2 separate regions of the Mus musculus genome follow, and region 2 is linked to region 1. A link is a loop called in an ENCODE intact Hi-C map of the cell type or tissue named here. Cell type or tissue: gastrocnemius. All regions are shown on one strand. Links, peaks and the distances in the headings refer to the core of each region. The heading gives the core; the rest is flanking DNA.

Region 1 (12,024 bases), core at 2,254-7,253:
TTGAACTGGGAGCTAAATAAAACCCACCCCCCCTTAAGCAGTATTGATTAGAGAGGTTTATGACAAGAAAAGGATGAGAAAATGAAACATGGACTCACAGGCACTGTATTGACCAGGCTCCTCTGTTCTCTGCAAACGAATTCCTACATTAATGCACTCTCCCTTAGATCTGGAAAACAGGAAAGTGATGTGCAGCCTCTTTCTGAATACACCTGTGCTCCATTCTGGTTGTACACCTGGTTCCTCGGCCTTAGCACAATGCCCTCTGAAATCCCATATTGCACCCTCCTAAATTTCAGCATGTGAAGACTATAGCCCCTCGAAGGAATGGGCTTTTCTGTCATCAATATCCAAAATACAGAGGAGAGGCAAGAAAGATGAAAAGATCCGTGTGGGATACTCACGCGAGAGTGTGCCTGAGCTCCAAGGTTCCTTCTTCTGGGCATGTAAATTTAATAGGAAATGCAACCAGAGTCTCCCCCTCCACTTCTCTTCTTTGACTCACTGTGGCCTTTATGAACCAGACACCTGAGAGCTGGAGTAGACAGAGTCCTAAGCCCACACTTTCTCATACCCAAGTCTTAATTAGTTTGCCTGTACATATATCCCTAAGCATAAAATGTTCCCCTGAGTTGTTGAGGTCCAACACCATGCTTCATACAATTAGATTAGAATTACATATGGTTGTCCAGTTTAAATGGAATCTGACTGTCTCCAAAGGCTAAAAACAGTTAGGATTCCAGGAACAAACACACAGAGGTCTTTTCAAGTGACACTTTATGGTTCTGGATGTCACTGTTCATGAACCTTTCCCTGGTCCAAGTCTGAGGACCAGGAGGCCCTGTATGCTGGAGAAGAGCATTCTCTGCTCAGACTCAGAGGACTGAAACCCTCAGGATTACTAGCTCTGGTACTCAGGCATTGTCCAACAGTCAAACCTTCCACGTGCACCTGTTTGCCACCCCTCCATGCCTCACTTTATCTTCTTCTGAGATGAAGGGAAGGTCATCATAGGTCTGTAGAGTTGCCACTAGACTAGACAGTGTGACAGTCAGGAGCAGGCTCTTCATGGTCAGGTTGTGTGCTCTCAGACAAAGCAGGCAGCAAGCATGACACAATGACACTGTGTTGGCTCCTCAGAGGATGCCCTTTATGGACAAAAATGACACTGGCCACACCCCTCTTGGCCATTTGTCATAGGGGTGAATATTGTTGTTTTTAGGACTTCTTGGTCATTCATTGCCACCTCAAGACAAAAGATCTTCAAAGTCATCGCCATCTCGTGAAGGAGTCCAGAGAGATTGAACGATTCAGGTTTGGGGTGGGAACACAGTCTGCATTGTGGACCAGAAAAGGAGGGCTGCCTTTATCCACTCACCATCATCAGCCCTTAACACAGTCTTAGTTTCCCCAGCCACCTTCTCTGCCACTCAAGAAGGGACTTGGCTTCTCCACCATGCATAGTCCTGCTGATTTCCACAGCCCACACTCTGTTTTGGGATCCCAAATCACTATTTCTCATGTCTAGAAGGCCCAAAATAGACATGTATATGGTCATTGTGAAATGGCTTGGGGTCAACTGAAGTAGCACCTCTAAGAGGCTCCAAGCCACACTCAGGCCAACGGTCACCTGAACTGCTGCATTATGCAGCCAGGGCTGCCAGTGGTCTCTTAGAGCACTTGTTATTCTCAGGTGTCTCACTTCTTTAGCTCTACCCAAAAGGTACCTCCTCTGCTACATTTTAGGTTCTTGAGGAGAAGGGCCATGATGCCTATGTGTCACAGTTTTATCCTGATATTGGAAAAGCTCTAGCCACGATTCAGGGAATAATGATTGTGTGTTCACTAAGAGACATGTAAGAGTCTGTGAACTCTGGGATATCAATTTGTCAAAGGATATTGGAGCCTTTGCTCTGTTGGGCTTCTGAGGACCTCCTTTAGGAACTGATAGAGCCCCAGCATATTATGCATAATTGAGCTCTCTTCTATACTGAATGACCTAGGTTTACCCTCACATATGTCTGAAAACTGACAGCCCAACAAGGTGATCACAAGTCTCATTCTTTTTAATAAAAAGACCAAGATGGACACAAGGAGGCCAGAGCCCTCCTGTATCCAGACTTCATGGATGAGCTGCCTTGTCTGCCCTCTCTACTGACTCAGGCCAGCTCCCTCCCCAACAGGAACTCTGCCTCCTTCCTCCTCAATCTGCATTTCTTGGCCCTCAATGTCTTGATCTCAGACACAACTGGTCCAGGCTCTGGAGATAGGTGCTGGACCTACAATAGTGTCTTTGTGCCTTTGTGGACCCAAGATCAACAGCTCCACATAATAAACAATATTAATGAGCAATCTCTGATAAGTCTTGGCTCTTGCTGACAAGCTCATATGACCTAGGTTTTGACACCAGGATGCAAGGTGCTACTGAGCAAGAAGTCTATCATCTCAAAAGGAGAAAGGGCGGAGCCTGTGCTCTTTAGAAGCAAAGAATAATGAGAAGGTGGAGTCTCCATGTCTGGAATGACAAAGACCTTTCTGTTTGTTGCTTTGTTGATTGAAATTAAATAACATATATACCAGTGTGTGGATCACTGATAAAAGCATTTACACCAGTGCTCTATGTAATTCCATCCTAACTCCATCCCCCCAATTCCCCCTCCAAAACCAGTGGGAAAGAATAGCCATAGGTTATTGACAAATCATGACTCTCATGTACAGTCTGATGAGAAGCCTCTGTATTCCTATCACCCATCAGTCCTACTCTGTGTTTCAGGGAGCTGATTTCTGCCAAGTGTATTCAGAGATCCAAAAGGAAAAGTGATGAAAGAATCCATGTTGAGGAAGGGCTTGCAGTCAGTCCAATGTGACTGAGGCAGGGCATGATGTGGAGACCTCAGAGAGTAGATGTTCTTGGGAGTAAAAAAAATACAGTTATCAGGTTCTATCTTTCCTAGATTTCTCTTTGAGGCAGACTGAATCAACCTCCCATGGTGTTCATTTTCTGGATGGCATGGTTTTCATGATCTTTGCATCTTCATGTCTTTATTTTACTGGACTTTGTTTTTAATTGTATACAGAAGTTTGAGCAACAATGACCTTCATGGGCTCTGATACTTGGGCACTTGGCCCCAAGTCTGTGGTGCTCTTTGTCTCTTTGTGTAGGTGAAAGTGGTATGGCCTCCCCTCCTCATAATGCCAGATGAGACCACCCTCTGCTACATATGTATCTGGAGCCATGGATCTCTTCATATATACTCTTTGGTTGGTTGTTTAGTTTCTGGGAGCTCTGGGTAGTCTGGTTAGTTAATATTGTTCTTCCTGTTGGGTTGCAAACCCCTTCAGAAACTTTAGTCCTTCTCCTAGCTCTTTCATTGGGGTCCCTGTGCTCAGTTTGATGGTTGGCTGTATCCATAGCCATATTCACCAGGTGCTGGTATAACCTCTCAGGGAACAGCCATACTAGGTTCCTGTCAGCATTTGTTTCTTGGCATCAGCAATAGTGTCAGGGTTTGGTGTCTGCAGATGGGATGGAGCCCATGTGGAGCAGACTCTGGATGGCCTTTCCTTTAGACTCTGTTCCATTTTTATCCCTGTCTTGTCTTTTCTTTTCTTTTTTTTATTAGATATTTTCTTCATTTACATTTCAAATGCTATCCTGAAAGTCCCCTATACCCTCCCCTCTCCCTGTTCCCCAACTCACGCACTCCAGCTTCCTGGTTCTGGCATTCCCCTGTACTGGGGCATATGATATTTGCAAGACCCAAGGGCCTCTCCTCCCATTGATGGCTGACTAGGCCATCCTCTGCTACATATTCAACTAGAGACATAGCTCTGGGGGGTACTGGTTAGTTCATATTGTTGTTCCTCCTATAGGGTTGCAGATCCCTTTAGCTCCTTGGGTACTTTCTCTAGCTCCTTCATTAGGAGCCCTGTGCTCCATCCAATATACAACTGTGAGCATCCACTTCTGTATTTGCCAGGCATGGGCATGGCCTCACAAGAGATAGCTATAACAGTGTCATGTCAGCAAAATCTTTCTGCAATATGCAATAGTGTCTGGGTTTGGTGATTGTATATGGGATGGATCCCCAGTGGGTTAAAAATTTTGAGACGGGTTTGTGGCCCTATCCCTCAACTGGTGGCCACACCTATCCACTGGAGGTCTCTACAAGTTCTGTCTCCCCTTTGTTAAATATTTCAGCTAAAGTCATCCCCATTGGGTCCTGGGAGCCTCTTGCTTCCCTGGAGTCTGGGACTTTCTAGTGGCTATCCCCTGTTCCCCATCCCCCACCGCTACATATTTCCATTCAATTTCTTGACCCTCTGTACTTCTCTCCTGTCCCTTCCAATTTTAAAAGCCACGTGACATTTAGAATTTGCTAGCTATGCTTTCTGTTGTGGTTTGTGATATGAGTTCTATTTCCTTTCTGCCACCATGGTGGACCTGCTGCCAACCTCCCTGCCATGACAATGCAAATCCATCAGGACACTTATCCCTCCAGGAGAAGGAAATTGCTATAACACAGCTAACAATGTATGTTGTGGTGGATTGTGGTAGCATTGGAACATTGGCCTGGAAAAGCCATTGGGGGAATCAAGTGTCCTTAACCACTGAGCAATCTCTCTAGTTCTCAACATAGTTCTGGTTTTGAAGGGATGAAGAAGAAGTCATGGAGAGAATCTGAGACTTCGCATTATATTTCAAGTTTGGAACACCTGAATAGAGGTTAGAGGCCATTGGTTGCAGTGTAGTTTCAGTTGCAATGAAGACGTCAAGACCTTGAAGATACCACTACCATATATAATCACTCCCAATGATATTAGGTATGAGAAGGAGGCTGGCCTGAGCCTATAAAATGAGGTATCTGTTCTATAGAGGGCAAAGACAGAGAAGTCTTTTAAACTGGATCAGTGACAGTGGAAAAGAGAATCAAAGACACAGATGTGTAGGAAGAAAAAAGATTCTATGTAGGGATGGTGTAATTGTCTCTGTAGGAGGATCCAACCAATCTTAAAACAAAACCAAAATTGACATGTGACTTGGCCAAGACCCCAGGGTGTAACACTTGAACACCATGTTGGAAGCAGCAAAGTAGAAGTGAAATCACAACAAAATGACTGACTTCCTGTAACTGTCTGTTAGTGGCTCTAGCTCTCCTTACACCTGTTTTGTTCACTGTTCATTGTATTCACTGTCCCTCCTCAATCTACTGTGTGTTCCATTCATGATTTCTTAATTATATATTATTACAAGTGTGGCACAAGCCTTAGGAAGTCCAAAGCGGAACCATTTGGGGAACAACTAAGTGAACAAAGAATTGGGAGGTTCAATGTTAATGCCCAAGACAGCTACACAAAGGGGGCATTGAAATAAAATTGAAGGAAGTGAAGGAAATGAACCAAAAAAAGATGAAGAAGCAGAGGACTTTAGAAGGGACGAACATTCAGTAGAGACTGGAAGAGCTAAAATGATCCTGGCTGAGCCAAAAACAGACTGGAGGGGAGGGAAGGGAGAGGAAGGTGCCATATACCAGGTAGAGAAAGGATAGAAGAAACAGCAATAAGCTGTGGGCCAATCTAAGGACTTTATGCTTACTGTGAGTGAAATGAGAGGTGGATGTTTTAACACAGTGAGGATGTGACTTTAACTGTATTATTTTGTACTTATTTTCCCAAATTTTAAAGTTAGCACACAGGGTAATGAGTGTAGTCATGGTATATTCAGTTATATATGTGAATTGTTTGGTTCTAATTTGTACTTTTCTCACAATATTATACCATGTGCCCATTCCCCTACCCAGGAAGAGGTGGAGATGTCATTAAATCTGAAGCTGAGACAGGAGGCAGGTACTGCCATCCCTCCACAAATATTATATGAACTTCTGCCTAGGCTGCCTACAGACTTCTGGGCCCATAACATGCTATAGAATAGAGAGTGTCAACTGAAGAGGGGACTCTGAAGTGGACACTTAAGGATTCTTTGGAAAGTCACTTGTGTTGGATGGTGTTTTACTGGAGCAAACATGTTTTGCTGAAGTGAACACAGTTGAAAGACTAAGGCAAACTTGTGAAGGTACAGTGACACGGCGCACACTACACATGCTCAGCTTGCAGTGTGCTGTGACATTTGATGTCCTGAGATGCTTCTCTATGGAGACCTGTGAGTAACAAAATACCTCTTTCCTTCTCTAAGATTGTGCTAAGCTAGGATCATCTGCCTTCACCTAATTAACACAAAGCTGGGACCCATTAGATTGTCTCACATGTGCCCAGAATAGGAACCAGCTTTATTGAAAGAAGTCACGGGGGGAGTCTGGACACTGGGATCGGACCACTCTTGGCAAAAGAAGTTCTGCATTCAAGTGCGGAAGGTAGCAGCTCCTGGTTTCTGAATCTGCTCTGCAGAGTTTGCTCTATACACTGGGGCTCTCAGATCACGTGCAGGACTCTATTTGCACAAGAAAGAGACAGAGATCTCTAAAGAGTACCTCTGTGGTCATATCTTACACGGACATCCTGACATGAAAGTTAGCGGAAATGAGGAACAATTCAATCTCTACCATCACAAGGCAGGCTAACGATGTCTGCTCTGTTCAGCTCTATATTCACCACAAATGTTTAATGCAACCTCACAGATTGTGAGTCTCCAACCAGAGAATGACCTATAGGACACTCAGAGTGATAGTATGGAAAAGCAATTCTCCATTACAAATGTAGAAGGAAAATCAAGTCTTAGGAAATGAGTGGTTCTCATTGCAAGCAGGAGATCAAGTTTGCTCTTGTGTCTTCTAGGACCTAAGCTGAAGTCACTGTGTCGAGAATACTAGAACATTTGCCAGTGGCCACAGTGAAAGGTGATGAATACCAGAGGAATACATCTCTAGGTCTGCCACAGAACTCTACATCCTGATCCGCCTGATGGTGTCAATCTCCAGTACCCACAGTCAGAGCTGATTCACTTATGTCAGCTTACATTAAGAACCATATCATCTGATATATGATCCAGATTCTATAATTCCTCCAATGTATTGTTTATGATTTGTATCGTGTCACACTTCTAATGAAGGAAACTGACAGAAGAAAATGGTTCTGCCCAAGATATAAGATACAATTTGCTAAACGCATGAAACTCAAGAAGAACGAAGACCAAAGTGTGGACACTTCACCCTTTCTTAGAAATGGGAACAAAACACCCATGGAAGGAGTTACAGAGACAAAGTTTGGAGCTGAGATGAAAGGATGCACCATCTAGAGACTGCCATATCCAGGGATCCACCCCATAATCAGCATCCAAACGCTGACACCATTGCATACACTAGCAAGATTTTATCGAAAGGACCCAGATGTAGCTGTCTCTTGTGAGCCTATGCCGGGGCCTAGCAAACACAGAAGTGGATGCTCACAGTCAGCTAATGGATGGATCACAGGGCTCCCAATGGAGGAGCTAGAGAAAGTAGCCAAGGAGCTAAAGGGATCTGCAACCCTATAGGTGGAACAACATTATGAACTAACCAGTACCCCGGAGCTCTTGACTCTAGCTGCATATATATCAAAAGATGGCCTAGTCGGCCATCACTGGAAAGAGAGGCCCATTGGACATGCAAACTTTATATGCCCCAGTACAGGGGAACGCCAGGGCCAAAAAGGGGGTGTGGGTGGGTAGGGGAGTGGGGGTGGGTAGGTATGGGGGACTTTTGGTATAGCATTGGAAATGTAAATGAGCTAAATACCTAATAAAAAATGGAAAAAAAAAAAAAAGAAAATGGTTCTGCCAAGTGGAGTCACTACAGCAAGAAGCCAGAGAATATGGGTCTCAGGCCTTAGAGCTGTTTTGTTGGATATTAGGAAGGTATTTCAGCTGCAGATGAAAGAAGTACTACAAGAGCTGTATGAGGATCTCAAGTGTATTCCTTTGGGGATGCTGACGGGAAAGTTCAAGCTCATGGAATTTCAGAGTGCAGTGAGGATGAAATCAGTACCTCTCATGCTGAAACATGGTAAAGAATGTAGCTTGTACTGTTAATGTTTGAGTGAGGATTAACTGGACAGTTATAGAATGAGTTTTCTGGTAGAAATTTCAAGTCAGCTCAAGGTTCATTTGTGGACAATAGGCAGGAAAGCTCCAAGTTCCTCCATGTTGCAGGGAACATTAACTTTTACAATTGGCCTAGACAAGAATCAATCCATTTTATAGTAACTAACTTGACCTACATTAAGCCATTATGTAGCCATAACGAATAAATGACAGGAAATAATCTTGTTTGCACAGTTAACATCCTTTATCTACCAGCAGAGTTGAGACACAAACTGTTAAGAGATTTCTGTGTGACAATCAACAATGAAACTAAAACATGTCGGATTGTATCATAACCACCAGATTCCAGACACATGAGTTTGCCAAATGGGAGCACACATCTCCTTGGGTTTTAAAAAAGGTGTACCCCAAGACTGAGTTGTGCATGTTTGCTCACTGTTGCATGCCTCTAATGAAGTACTTTATCAAGTAAAAGCTGATTCAAGTGCTCATGCTTCAGTCTGAGTCCTAGAGATGGGTTAGCTGTCTTATCCCCAATAGCAGAGTAATGCAATCTATGCTTTCAAACACAACTTCTTCTTCTGTGTGACTACTCAGTCCACTCCTCATTCTGCCTCCAAGACCCTCCTGACTTCATCCAGGAACAGCACCAGGAGAACCTGGAGCATTCAGGATCTTCTTGTGATACTTTCCCAGCTCTCCATCTCTCTTTCCTTTCCTAGACTCTGAGGAAGCACAAGACTGCACACCCAATTGACCCAATACAATAAAAGAGTCATACGGGCCCACTGGAAATTTGTTATAAAGAAGCAGATAAGAAATTGAGGATAGATATGTGCCCAGAAGCAGACCCTGTGCTACAGCCCAACATACCCCAATCACAAACAGAAAAAGATTGTCCCCCAGGAGTGTTGATACACCCAAGATCACATATGGGACAATGTTGAGTCAGAGACAGCCAGTTAATACCAGACATAACCAGATGGTGAGAGGCAAGCAGAAGAATACATGCAACAGAAATAAATACTACTTGGCATCATCAGAACCTACTTATCCCACCACAGCAAGCCCTGGATAGGCCAACACACCTGAAAAACAAGATTATGATTTATGATCATATCTCATGATGATGATAGAAGACTTTAAGAAGGACATAAATAACTCCCTTAAAGAAATACAAGAGAACACAGGTAAACAGGGAGAAGCCTTAAAAAGGAAACACATGAATCCCTTAAAGAAATACAGGAAAGCACAGCCAAACAGGTGACAGAATTGAACAAAACCATCCAAGATATAAAAATGGAAACAGAAACAGTAAAGAAATCACAAAAGGAGACAACCCTAGAGATAAAAATCAGGAGTCATAGATGCAAACATCACCAACAGAATACAAGAGATAGAAGATACCATAGAAAGCATTGAGAAAAACAGTCAAAAAATGGAAAATGCAAAAATCTCCTAAACCAAAACATCCAGGAAATTCAAGACACAATGGAAAGACCAAACCTAAGAATACTAAGTATAGAAGGGAACAAAGATTCCCAAATCAAAGGGCCAATAAACATCTTCAACAAAATTATAGAAGAAAACTTCCCTAACCTAAGGAAAGAGATACCCATAAACATACAAGAAGCCTACAGATGCCAAATAGAATAGACCAGAAAAGAAATTTCTCCCACCACATAATAGTCAAAACACCAAATGCATGGAACAAAGAAAGAATATTGAAAGTGGTAAGGAGAAATGGTCAAGAAACATATAAAGGCAGACCTATCAGAATTACAACAGTCTTCTCCATAGAGATTCTAAAAGCCACAAGAACCTTGGTAGATGTCATACAGAAATTAAGAGAGCACAAATGCCAGCCCAGGCTACTATACCCAGCAAAGCAATTAATTACCATAGATGAAGAAACCAAGATATTCTGTGGCAAAACCAAATTTAAACAATATCTTTCCACAAATCCAGTCCTACAAAGGATAATGGTTGGAAAAACACAAGGAGATAACTACACAAGAAAAAGCAAGAAATTATTCTTCTTACAACAAATTAAAAAGAAGAGAGCCACACAATTATAATTCCACCTCTAACAAAAAAATAACAAGAAGAAACAATCATTGGCCCTTAATATCTCTTAACATCAATGGACTTAATCCCCAATAAAAAGACATACATTAACAAACTGGATAGGTAACCAGAACTCAGCATTTTGCTAGATATATCAAAAACACCACAGTGACAAAGACAGACATTAGCTCAGACTAAAGGGATGGAAAAAATTTTCCAACCAAATGGTCCTAAGAAACAGACTGGAGTAGTGTGGGGTAATGGACTATGCACAGACAGGCTGGTCTCCAGTCGAGTTGAGGTCGTGAACCCCAGTAGGACCCTATGGTGATAATTTTCATCTACATGGGACAGAAGGCATTCCCTCATGTCTCCTGGACCCCTAGCTCCTGTCGAAGTTACCATCCCTAGAGCTCCCCAAGGAGAGGCTCATGGCTTTCAGTCATGTACACAATGTCTAAAGCTTCTGACCTTCAGGCTAGACTCCTCCCAGTTACCTAGCAACAGCAAGATAACAAGCTGCTTGGTCCCACCTCACTCTCTCCCTCTTACTCTCTCTTACTCTATAAACTTTTACCTCTCTCTCTTTAAGCTTTCTTACTCTCTAGCCTTTCTTCTCTCTCTCTCCTTTTCCCCCTTCTCTCCTCTTGGCCATGGCCAGTCTCTCTCTCTTTCTACCTTGTCTCTTTACCCCTGCCTTTCTACAATAAAGCTCTAAACCCATAGACTGTCTCTGTTCATCAAGGCCCAGACTAAGGATTCTCACCTGTGTGGGACCCTCTCTCCCTCTGCCCTCTTCCCATATCTCCGGGGCCAAGAGTATTGCCCCAGAGCCCCTATTCTGATTCCGCTTCTCTCCTGTATCCAGCAAGGGATGCCAGAGATTGAGAACCTGGTACCAGGGGCTGCCCCTGGTCTACCCCCTGCCATGTGGGGTCAGTGGCTTCACACAGCCAGATGCCTATCCAGGGCTATGTGGAAAGCATCCAGCAGTCCTCCCACACCCGCCTGTCCAGAGCACAGAAGCTCTGGCCAGAAATGGGCTCTCTCCCTCCTCCCACCCCTTCCCCTATACCCATAGCCCCGCAGAGTAGCCATTCTAACATTGAATAAAATCAACTTTCAAACCAAAAGTTATCAAAAAAGATGAGAAAGGATACTTCATATTCATCAAAGGAAAAATCTACAAAGATGAAATCTCAATTCTGAACATCTATGCCCCAAAGGCAAGGACATCCACATTTGTAAAAGAAATGTTACTAAGGCTCAAAGCAAACATTGTACCTCACACAAAAATAGTGGGAGACATCAACACTCAACTCTTACTAAAGGACAGATAATGGAAATAGAAACTAAACAGAGACACAGTGAAACTAACAGAAGTTATGAATTGAATGGATTTAACAGATATCTATAGCACATTTTACTCTAAAACAAAAGAATATACCTTCTTCTCAGCACCTACCTCATGGTACTTTCTCCAAAATTGACTATATAATCAGACTCAAAACAAGCCTCAACTGATATAAGAAGATTGAAATAATCCTATGCATCCTGTCAGATCACCATGGACTAATGTTGGTATTCAACATCAATAAAAACAACAGGAAGCTCACATACACAAGGAAGGTGAACAACTATCTACTCAGTGATAACTTGGTCAGGTAAGAAATAAAGAAGAAATTAAAGAGTTTTTAGAATTCAGTGAAAATGAAGGCACAATATATCCAAACTTATGGGACATAATGAAAGCAGTGCTAAGAGGAAAACTCATAGAGGAGTAGATGGCAGGAAATAATCAAACTCAGGGCTGAAATCAACCAAGTAGAAACAGAGAACTATGCAACAATCAACAAAACCAGGAGCTGGTTCTTTGAAAACATCAACAAAATAGATAAGCCCTTAGCCAGACTAACCATAAG
Region 2 (12,024 bases), core at 3,691-8,690, 190 kb after region 1:
AGGTGAATGCAGGAGAATCATGATTTCAAGGCCATCCTTGGCTACCTAGTGGCTCCAAAATCAACCACAGATAAGACACTCTGTCTCAATAAAAGACTGATTTTAAATTTAATGCAGGGAAGCAAAAAAGCCCCAGGACAAACAACATAATGATGAGGGATAAAGCCTGAGGACTCACTACCTGAGGGAGCATGGTGTTTGAAATTCTGGACAAACAGGTTAGTGGGGCAGAATAAAGAGCCCAGAAATAGACCCAGAAATGTCAATGCACTGACATTAAGCAAAATATTGAGGCCAATATTGTGGAGAAATAACATATCTTGATCACTTGAACATTCACATGCAAAACAAACAAGAAAAACACTACCCAGACTTCATAAAAGTTAATTCCATACAGCTCACAGACTTACATGCAAATCAGTTACTAAAGTTACTCAGTTATTCAGGAGGAAAAGGGGACCATGAGAGGTCTGTTTTGTTTTTTAAATATTATTTATTTATTTATTTATTTATTTATTTATTTATTGTATGTGAGTACACTGTTTTTGTCTTCAGACACCCCAGAAGAGGGCATCTGATCTTGTTACAAGTGGTTGTGAGCCACCATGTGGTTGCTGGGATTTGAACTCAGGACCTGTGGAAGAGCAGCCAGTGCTCTTACCCGCTGAGCCATTGCTCCAGGCTGACCATGAGAGTTTTTTTTTTTTTTTTTTTTAAGATTTATTTATTTATTATATGTAAGTACACTGTAGCTGTCTTCAAACACTCCAGAAGAGGGAGTCAGATCTTGTTACGGATGGTTGTGAGCCACCATGTGGTTGCTGGGATTTGAACTCTGGACCTTCGGAAGAGCAGTCGGGTGCTCTTACCCACTGAGCCATCTCACCAGCCCAACCATGAGAGTTTTGATGATGATGCTTTAGATACAACACCAAAGACAGGTATGTGAAAGAAACGACTAAAAGCCACCCTTCCTTAAAATTATATTTTTCTGCTCTAACAAAAGAGCAAAAAGACAGCCCATGAACTGATTGCAAAAGACATTATCTGATGGACTATCATCCAAAGTACACAAAGAATTCATAAAATCCAGCCACATAAAAGCTGCCAACCCTGCTGGGTGTGGTAGCACACACCTTTAATCCCAGCACTTGGGAGGCAGAGGCAGGCAGATTTCTGAGTTCGAGGCCAGCCTGATCTACAAAGTGAGTTCCAGGACAGTCAGGACTATACAGAGAAACCCTGTCTCAAAAAACCAAAAAAAAAAGTTGCCAACCCTTCTGTGGCTGTTAAACTTAACTGTCAACATGGTGAGATCTAGAAATCAACCTAGAATCAACCAAGACACATCTCTGGGAAGGCATTTCCAGGAAGCATTAACTGGGTGGACAACAGCTTCCTGGCATGGCCCAAATACAGAGGGTCCAGGGAAAAGCCTCACTGCACACTTTTCTCACTTAGCTTCTTGCGGTATGTGTGCCTGTGTTATGGCTGCCACTGCCACCAACACCACTTGTCAAGAGCCTCATCTGAGAAAGAGACCTATTTTAGTGGCTGCAGTGTGAACATGACAAAAATTGCCTGAAACCTACCCAGACCTTCCTCAATGTTAATGGTCCTTTCAGAATCTTTTGTTGAGATTCTTTTTTGGTTGCCTTACAAAGGTAGTAAGAAAAAAGACAGGGGGCGGGGGGCTGGGGCTAAAAGCACTGACTGCTCTTACAGAGGTCCTGAATTCAATTCCCAGCAATCACATGGTGGCTCAAAACCATCTGTAATGAGTATGTCTGAAGAGAGCAATGGTGTACTTATATACATCAAATAAATAAATAAATCTTAAAAAAAAAAAAAAACAGGTGGTTGCTCAGCCAACAAAGGCATTTTGTCTGTTATTGACAAGCACTGAGACCAGGTGGGCTGATTTGCTTTAGATGTGGGAAGCCAGGCCACCCACAGAAGGACTATACCTTGGCTCCCTGACAGGCTAATGGTAATTTTAATATGCCAGTTCTGCACGTGTTGGCTCATCAGTAGAGAACATGTTTGATAAAGATTGGCAGCTCCTTTCTTCTATGCCTGTGATCCCAGAAATAACTACAGTTATCAACAAGTCAGGGGCACAGACAATGGACAATGAAATGTTTCATCTCTCCAAGCATCTACCTCAGGGGATACAGGATTAGACCTGCCAGCAGCTGGAAATATGTTTCTTACAAGTGCAGTGGGCATACAAGCAATGCCTACAGAATTTTGAGGACCTATTCCCCAAGCCCAGTGGGATGACTTGGGGGGAGATAGTATAGATTTAATGGGGGTTCCTGCTGTCACTGGTGTAGTTGATGAAGAAGTTCATAATAAGAATTCCAGGGTGTGAAAAGTGCCACGTCACGTGGTCACTGAAGCAGTAGTAGGTTAATCCACTCTAAACTTCCCAGCTGGTACACATGAGTGCCTCACTACCTGCCCAAATGTTTTGGATTCAGAAATGAAAGACACACACACAGCCTTCTATTTTAATATGCCTTAAACTGCTCAGTAGCTAGGCACTTTTAAATCTCCCCACAGTTAACACACTCACCCCTCTGATATTCCTGAATTATCACTTATTAAAATCTATATTCTATTGGCCACCACAGAGCCAGGCCTATAGCCCTCATGGGCCACTATTTCCACTCTTACATGTTGGCCGTGTCTCTGTCTCTCTGCCCTACATTTCTCAGGCAGTATCCTTCTCTTTTCCCGGCAATGGTGACGCTCCAACCTCCTCCTTCCTGGTGTTCCCTTGCCCAGGAAACCTAAAGTCCCACCTCTGTCTCCCTGCCAAGCCATTGGCCACTTTATTTACCAATTAGAGCCAATGGGGGCAGGAGCCCTCATCATCTTACAGGCAGACGTGCAGGTGTGATTTTGGGAGCTGAATTAATACAAATAGCATTAGAACCAATCCACAACAGATCATGGCACATTACCAGGGAGCAACCCTCTTTAATTCTTTACGTAAATGATGAAACCTTGTCTGGTCTTACCAGATACTGGTGCCACAAAAATGTCATACTCTGTCACAGCCCTCCACTTTGATTGGTATTGGTAATGGTATTGATATTGGGTCTTCCACTGGGTGAAAACAAGGAGTTCTGAATGCTAAAATAGAGAAGTCATAAAGGACATACAGAATCTATACAGCTGTTTGAAGCAGGGATATATCCTGGCAGGGATATATCCTGAGGATATATAGGTATGAGATTTGTTGTCTCAAAGACAAGTTACTGTCTTTTCTAATAGCATTAAGGTACCTAAGCCCCTAAGACTGGGGGAAATAAAGAAAGTATAGTGTTACCCCTTGAGATTTTGGGTTGAAATGCTCAGTTTGGTTTAGGATTTCCAAATTTATTGGAATGTTCCCTAGTGATGTGTGCTTCTCCCTACCACAGTTGACTGATTCCTGTTTGTGTTGATCAGTGGCCAACAAAAGAAGGACATGGAACATCTGAACATATTGCTATAGCAAGAACTGGATATGGAACATAGGGAACCCTCAACGTTCCTTGGAATCCTCCTATTTTCACCATAAATGATAGCTACTACATAACTTGCATGCAGCACACGAGTCCTTTGAAACCAGGTTTGTTTGTTTGTTTCTCCCCAACACCCACTCCTACAGATTAGCCTCTTATTATGAGAGATTTAAAAGAATGGGTTTTTTTAAAATATTCATTAGCCTAACAGGATAAAAAATGTTTACCATTCTGTGCCTGCTCTCTCAACAATACACGACCTCTACAGGGAGATCAGTAGAAATGTCTTCCACAGGGAGTAATTAATAGCTCCAACAAAGGTCAAAGTTTCATTGCCCTCGCAGCAAAAGTATCTTCAAGTTTATGTTATATATTATATAGATAATATTCTTTTTACTTACAAAAGAAAACCCCGCTGTTCAAAGATTTCCAGTATGTTTTGAAAAGGTTTTTCTCAAAATGACACCAGAAAAATAAAGGAAAATAAATACCACCCTTTCAATAGCTGATGTATATTGTGGATGCATGTACTCTACCTATACCCTCAAAAGGGACAGCTTCAAACCTCGTCCTTTAAAACCTGAAATAATTTTCAAAAGCTATCGTGTGATATTCACACATTTCCACAGCTAAAGGCCACTCCCCTTTTTTTGATGTTGCTAATGGAGATTCTGACTTAACCTCTATGGATATCCTCAGTACTAAATCTCATGCCATTGTGTAATGATTAAGAAAGCTTTTCAAAATATTGAAATGACAAAAGCTGACTCCAACTTAACTGTATACCTTTATATTTTGAACACACATGGATATGCTACAGGCACTCTGGTACAATTGACCCCTGAATAAATTTGTCATTGAGATCTCAAAGATCTTTTACAGTGTATATTGATTTAATTTCATATTGCATAAGAAAAGGGTGTAAATGATCAATTCAGTTATGAAAAATGAGAAGTCATTGTCCTTTGGGTGTCTCCCAAGTTACTTCTTTATATGTTTTTGGTCTCCCATAACCAACACAATTATCCTCTTTTACAGGATAGATCTTGTATCATTAGCCAGGGAGAAGAGTCTACCACACCCACAGCGCACCTCTTTTGTTGTTTCTATGGCTCCTTCCTCTTTCCCTCGAAGTGGCTTATTCACACTGTTTACTAACCTGGGCTACAGCTCAGGAAATGCTAGGTCATTCCCTCTGCCTTGCTACACTTGCCATTCTAGTAGTTCCTCACATGAGCAAAGCAATAATGAACCTGTTCTGTGGTTTTAAAAAAAGTGACATTTCCTCTATATCCCTACCCCACCCATGCCTTGCCTTTGTAGGAAAAAAAATACTGAAAAATCTGCCCAGCGCCAGAGCCCCAGCCTTTCTCCCATTTGTCCATCCTCCCTACCTGCCTCTAAACCAGCTGCCCTGGCACCTGGGCAGCTTTGACCCACTTTTCTCTTCTGTCCTCTGAGAGTTTACCCACCAACCAAGATTGACCTCCAGTCTTCCATACACCCCTGATTTTCCTGCCCAGGTCACTTCTTTGCATTATCTTTGCTCCCTTTTCCCCACAGCACATCCCCACCCCACACCTGCTACCCAAAAACTTGAAAGCAACTTGTTTTCTAACCCAACCTCAACCTCATCCAAACGTCCATCCCAGAACTGAACCATACTGGGCCCTGCCTAGAAATTATGACAGTCTTGCTCCATCCCACACTGGACCAATGCACTTGTCAGGCCTCAGTGCCCCTCCCTGAGGTATTGGAGGGTAGCACCAAGCTTCCTCCCCCTCCAAATTCACCAGAATAGAAAGTTGTGCAGTCCTACTTAAAATGAATGTATTTAAAGATGCTGAACTTTTTACTTAAAATTGCTAAGATTGGCCATAAGATGGCATAGTAGGTAGAGCCTTCCTTCCTGCATAAGCTTGACAACCTGGGCCTGAGCTCGGGAACCCAGGAGTTAGAAGAAAAGCTCCTCCACAGAGTTCCCACTGATCCCCTCGCGCATGCCAATGTGTACATGTTCACATGTACACATCACACACAAAAATAAATAAGAAAACTCTATCTTCTTTGTTATGGGGAAAATGTTTCAGATGGTTATTTTGTTTTATGTATTTTTACCACAGGAAGAAAGGATGGAGAGTGAAAAGTGAGTTTGCACTGTCGAGGGTCTTGAGCCATCAAGGGTCAATATTCCGGTGTTCATGCCTGGGGAGTCAATCTTGCTGGTCACCTTTGTGCTGACTAGGATTTAGACAATGGTGTCAGTCTGTAAGATCCGGGCCCACGGATGGGGTGAGGCACAGTCACCACTAAAACTAGAATAGAAACTAAGTGGACTTTGTACTCTCTTGTATTCCTCACAGGTAGCACACACTTTTGGCAAAAAGAAATTCTCTTCCAGGATTAATTTTGCTTTGTTTGTGTGTTTCTTTGTGTAGTACTAAGAATATTTCTTTGCTATTGAATTGACCCTAGCTTGACCAGGTGAGGGCTGGGGAGCCAACCCCACCCTTCCTCCCAGTCACCCCTTCCCTCCAGCCCTGCAGGATTACTGGACTCAGCCACCTGGAGTCTCCTGCCCTTGGCCTCCTTCCCCTTCTCCCCACAGGTGGCCTGGACTCCTAGGAGCTCCTGCAGGGCCTGATTCATAGCCACTGACCACCACCTGTGTTCTGGAATAGCTAGCGTGTGGGGAAGAGGATGTCCAGTAAAGGGCAGACAGATCACGTACATTCAGTGCCCTCCCTCAGCAGCTTTGCCTAGTCAGATCAGAATTTTCCACTGTGACTCTGGCCCCACTTACCCACCTTTTGACAGTACTCATGCACAAACACAGATCCAGGGACACTCGGGGCTCCTGCCAGCCCAGCCCAGCCTGCCTGGCCCTGCCCCATCTGAGCCTCTGACCCCAGCAGCAAAGAAGCCCGGTCCAGATGGTAGACAATCGATGGAGGGTGCCCACAGCCAGCCCCTTATTCCTCAGCTCACCTCTGAGATTCATGTCAGAACCCAGGATGGTTCAGTGTCTGTGCAGCAAGCTGTTAGGCACAGGCCAGGTCTCAGGCACACAGGAGAACTCACCCCCAGGGGAGATAATACACAGCTCTGAACACCTGTGGGCGGGGAAGAACTCTGGCAGACTTCTGATTTGCCCAGGCGTGTGTACAGGAACCAAGTGTCCTCAGACAGGTATCTCCAACCACAGGTCACATCACAGGGACTGTGGGTGATTCTCCTCTGCTGTCATGCTCTAACCTGACTTTGCTATGGTCCTCAAGTCTGTCCCACTGTCTTCTTCAGCTTGCTTTGTCTCTCCCTCCTCTCTCTCCCTCCCCCCTCTCCTTCCTCTGCCTTTCCTCTTCCTCCCCCTCATCTTTTCCAGTCTTTTCTCTCACGCCATCTCTTTATTTCTGTACCTCTCTGCAAGATGTCATGTATCCCAAGGCTGGCCTAAACTTGACTATGTAAATCATGCTGTCCTTAAACTCACATAGATCTTGTCTCCATCTCTCAATCTTGTCAACTTAATCTAGAAAAACGTCATGTGAACCAAAGTTCCCTCGAAAGAAGCTAAACCTTCCAAGTACCTTCTACAAGGCTAACTGACTAATGATGGAGAAGTAAGACTGTCGCCATACCAGTCTAATTACAGTTTACCTTGGGCTAATGTCACCTTCCTTAATAGCCATTATTTATCCACCTCTCTGTCTGAACTAATATCTTTGTAACAACAAAAAAGTGTTAATGTATTAGCCTAACACATGATTTTTTCTATCAATCAAAAGGCTAAGAACTGGGACTGGTGAGATGGCTCAGCAGTTAAGAGCACTGACTGATCTTCTGGAGGTCCTGAGTTCAAATCCCAGTAACCACATGGTGGCTCACAACCACCCATAATGAGATCTGAAGACAGCTACAGTGTACTTACATATAATAAATAAAATCTTTAAAAAAAAAAAAAAGGCTAAGAACTGATTGATCTGCCCCAAGCTTTTAGATGAGGAAAAGTAAAGTCGACCGCCATGTACATGAACAGTCGTCGTGCTTTTACTACTGGGCATGCACACTGCATGATCTATGGAGCTTGCGCACACACGTGGGGGTAGGGGAACAGGGAGAGAGAGAAAGAGAGAGACAGAGACTGAGAGAGAGAGACAGAGAGAGACAGAGAGAGGCAGAGAGAGAGAGAGATTCTCACTGCTGGGTAAAAGGACATTAAAAACAAGGAAAAGATTCTTGGCTCTCCTACAGGCTATTTGGCTTTCCCTACAAATTGCTGTCCTCCACTGCCAGGGTGCTCACCTGTCTGCCTAACAAATGATAAATGGTCCTAGGACCAGTGGGGCTAATTAATATTCTGATGACATATCCTGACCCAGTTCTGCCTGAGACCATGGTAAAGAAGATACACACCGGTTGATGGAGGGCACCAGAGAGAATGGCCAATCTCCCAAAAACCACTGGCAGGTCTCTGGGGTCTAACTGACCTTCTTCACCAGACTACTCATCTAGGGTCCACAAAACTTACTGAGTTCCTCAGACCAAGGTATGTTAGACCAAGACAGAATAGCATAGTGCAGTGTCTCAGCCACATGCTGGGTTTGTGCTCAAGTAACTCCAAAACAAAATGCAGTTACCCAGAATGGGGTCCAAACAAGAAATAAACATCCTAGCAGTCTCTAGAAACGCTGTCTTCAGCAAGATGTGGCCTACCAGGGGAGGATATGAGCACTTGCTACGTTTTATAGCTACCTTTTCCAGATGAGTAAAAGTGTTCCCCATATGAACGGAAACTGCTCAAATAGAAGCTACAACAGTACAGAGGGGCTGGAGAGATGGCTTAGCGGTTAAGAGCACTGACTGCTCTTCTGAAGGTCCTGAGTTCAAATCCCAGCAACAACATGGTGGCTCACAACTACCCGTAATGAGATCTGATGCCCTCTTCTGGGTGTCTGAAGACAGCTACAGTGTACTTAGATATAATAATAAATAAAATCTTTTAAAGAAATTCCTACAGAAACTGATCCTCCGATTTGGACTCTCCCTAGCAATGAGTCCAACAGCGTGGCTTTCACAGACAAAATATTGTTAAACCTTTAATAGACGCAGATTGAAAACTTTATTGTGTATACAGACATCAGAATTCTGGGCAGTCCATAGTTCTGAGAGTCTCTAAATGCACTAACCATGCTTTTTGGTTTCTCTAGTTATACTTCTGGCTGTTCTTGTTAACTGAAGTATGTCAACCTAGAACATGGTTTTTGTTGTTGTTGTTGTTGTTGTTGTTGTTGTTGTTTTTCCTCTGTTTAAAAGCTCACCCTGAGAAAGGCTTGGGGTTACACGGGGATCCTGAACACTAAATGCAGTTGCTTGTTGGCTAATAAAGTCTTTCTATTGCCCTAAACCCATGTCTGAGCAGTCTACTCTGGTGAGTACCACACAACAGTATGTACAACATCCATGCCAGATGCCCAAGGAGGTCAGAAGGCTTGTAGGTTCGGAGATAAAATCCAGGGTCCTCTACAAGAGCAACCCTTGCTCTCCACCACTGCACCAACTCTCCAACCCCTAGCCATTTTTCATTACTTCTGATTTCTATTAAATTTTTACCTCATTTTGGTTGCTTGTTTTTCTTTTAAGGGGTTTGATTGTTTGTCTGTGTTTACGTATTGGTGTTTTGCCAGCATGTGTTTCCACGAACCATGTGCGTGCCTATTGCCAGGAAAAAACAGAAGAGGGCATCAGACCCCTGGAATTGGATTATAGTCAGTTGTGAACTGCCCTGGAGTGCTTGGTATTCAACCCAGGTCCTCTGGAAGAGCAGCCAATGCTGCTATGCAGTTGACCACTTACCTAGCTCCCTCCCTGCCCTCTGTGAATTGTGTGTGTGTGTGTGTGTGTGTGTGTTAGAGAGACAGAGACAGAAAGACAGAGGGACAGAGGTTTGTGTACATGAGAACAATGCCCTCATGGGTGTCAACAAAAGGAGTTAGATCCCCTAATGTTGGAGTTACAATCAGTCTTGGGTTCTAGGAACCAAACTCAGCTCCTCTACAAGATTACTAAGAGCTCTTAACCACGGAGCCTTGTCTCCACCCATTTCTTTATATGTGTGACTATCTGTGAAGGTCCCTAAGAATTTAGGGAACAAAGTCACATGTGTAAGATTTTTTTTTTCTAAAAAGATACAACACATGTATGCCTACTTACCCCAGGAGGGAAACACACAGTGATTAAGAATGACGTAATGACTGCAGCAAAGACCACCTAGGTGCTAACCAGATCATGTATGAGGCCATATTCCCCTAGGGAGAACTTTAAAAGCCTAAAACCCTAATAAATGAGCACCAGGGGCCAGAGCAGAGTACTCACTGTCAAGACGAACTGATTCACCTTTCCCACGGTAACACTCTAGTTAAAGTGAAGGGTTGATAGGGAGATGGGTTCTTAAGGAAGGGGATAGGTGCCGGGCGTGGTGGCGCACGCCTTTAATCCCAGCACTCGGGAGGCAGAGGCAGGTGGATTTCTGAGTTCGAGGCCAGCCTGGTCTACAAAGTGAGCTCCAGGACAGCCAGGGCTATACAGAGAAACCCTGTCTCGAAAAACAAAAAAAAAAAAAAAAAAGGAAGGGGATAGGAGAACACAGGTATATGAATGAACAATATAAGGAGATTGATGGAGAGGGTGTTAAGTGAGGAGATGGAGGGGAGGGTGTGGCCTCATAAAGTTGCTCAGCTGTGAATCCAAACTGTATTTTTTTAAAAATCTCTTTTAAAACATTTCATGTGTGCGGGTGTTTTGTTTGCATGTAATCTCAGCACTGCTCATGTACCTGGTGTCCACAGAAAAGAATCTAGAATTAGAGTTACAGATGGTTGTATCCTACCACGTGCAGGAAAGTAAACCCTGGGTCTTCTGCAGGAACAACATGTGATCATCACTGCTGATTGAGTCTCCAGCCTTGAGACCAAACTTTAAAATCCAAATTCAGCACAACCTAGATACTTCTAAAATGTATCAAATTTTCTTTTCATTTGGAGGTTTCTGTAGTAAGTTTTGTCAACTTCATACAAACCTAGATCTGCCTGGCTAGAGAGAACCTCAACTGAGGAAGCTGCTTCATCGATTGACCTATGGGCATGTCTGAGGACAGTTCTTGACGGCTGAGTGATGTGAGAGGACGCAGACTAATGTGGATGGTGTCGTCCCTAGGCAGGTGGGCCTGGGACATATAATAAAAGTGCCTGGGCAAGCTAACAAGCCAGTAAGCAGCATTCATCTATGGTCACTGCCCCACTGCTTCAGCTTCTGCCTAAGGTCCCTACATTGGCTTCCCTTAATTATGAGGTGTAAGCCAAATAAATCAATTCACCATAGTCAGGGAGCTGTCAGACCAAAGGAACAATTGCACCCAAGTCCCACTTCATGAACCAATGAGATTTTATTGGCATTACCAACCAGGAGAGTAGCTGAGGGGTTACACAAAAGAGCAGGAAAGGCTCAAAGGCAGCTGCATCATGGTAAAATTAACCAATACAGGCAAAGAGTGCGACCCTGGAGCTGTCTGCATAGACTGAAGGCAGCTCAAAGCTTCTAGAATGTCCTCCTTGAAGCTCAAGAGCTCAAAGTTCACTCCCTTAGCTGTATGTAGTCTTTTGCTCCTATGACCATGAGGAGAGGCTCCCTTTTATTCTGAGTCTCAGGAGCCTCCTCCCCCTCCCTCCTGGAGGAAATGTTTCCATTTGGAGGAAATTGTCCTACAAGAGAGCTCTTTTCTTTCTGTGAGTGCACTGGTTACTTTTGGGCAACTTGACTCAATCTGGAATCATTGGAGAAGAGGGAACCTCAATTGAGAAGATGCCTCCACCATACTGCCCATAAGCAAGGCTGTAAGGTATTTTCTTCATCAAAAATAGATATTGAAATAGATGCCATCAGTAGGTATGTGTCCTGTGTTGTACAGGAAGACAGGCTGAGGAAGCCACAATGAGCAAGCATCTTTTTATTAGAATTACTAACAAGGCAAACACATGGAGATACATTGTCATAAGATCATCTGGGGGTGCATTAACAGCAGCAGCAGCAGCAGGAGGAGGAGGAGGAAGAGGAGGAGGAGGAGGAAGAGACTCTCCTACTGACGAAGTGCCTGAAGCCAGTTATCTGAGTGTAGATGAGGAGTTATCTATACATGAGCAGGGAAGACTCAAAACCAGTCACACCACCAAAAAGCCTATCCCGACATCAGTGACAACTCAAGAAAGCTGCAGTCTTGATGCTCCCTGCACAGCTTCAGGCATCTCTTCATTCTAATAATGTCCTCTCTCTATGGATTGGCTGCTCAGAGAGCCTCCTAAAAACACCTGTTTATTCCTTTATAAAGCTAGGGAGGAGACTTCCAGAATCTTCTAAGTTTCCATTTCCCAGACTTATGACCTTGTTTATCTCCTGAGCTTATTACAACCTCCCAGAGGGAGTTGTTCAATTCAAAGTAAACTGCCAAACAGCAAAT

What was found. Peaks named below come from ENCODE experiments on the same cell type or tissue, not always from the same donor. Only the 100,000 strongest peaks of a DNase experiment are listed, where the experiment ranks them.
Region 2: it touches region 1 in a loop (2.8-fold over the local background); 2 of 42 quality-filtered maps call a loop at or near these places.

The regions. Positions count from the first base shown.
Region 1 is chr2:26,670,198-26,682,221 of GRCm38, forward strand. It overlaps Lcn4 (lipocalin 4), which reads right to left and starts at 1,085. Exons shown (of 7, transcript NM_010695.1): 1 at 978-1,085; 2 at 405-535; 3 at 99-169. The coding sequence starts at 1,070. In gastrocnemius, for the core only: no CTCF peak of the experiment used is centred there; no DNase peak of the experiment used is centred there.
Region 2 is chr2:26,858,368-26,870,391 of GRCm38, forward strand. It overlaps Abo (ABO blood group (transferase A, alpha 1-3-N-acetylgalactosaminyltransferase, transferase B, alpha 1-3-galactosyltransferase)), which reads right to left and starts at 6,628. Exons shown (of 6, transcript NM_030718.5): 1 at 6,504-6,628. The coding sequence starts at 6,516. In gastrocnemius, for the core only: no CTCF peak of the experiment used is centred there; no DNase peak of the experiment used is centred there.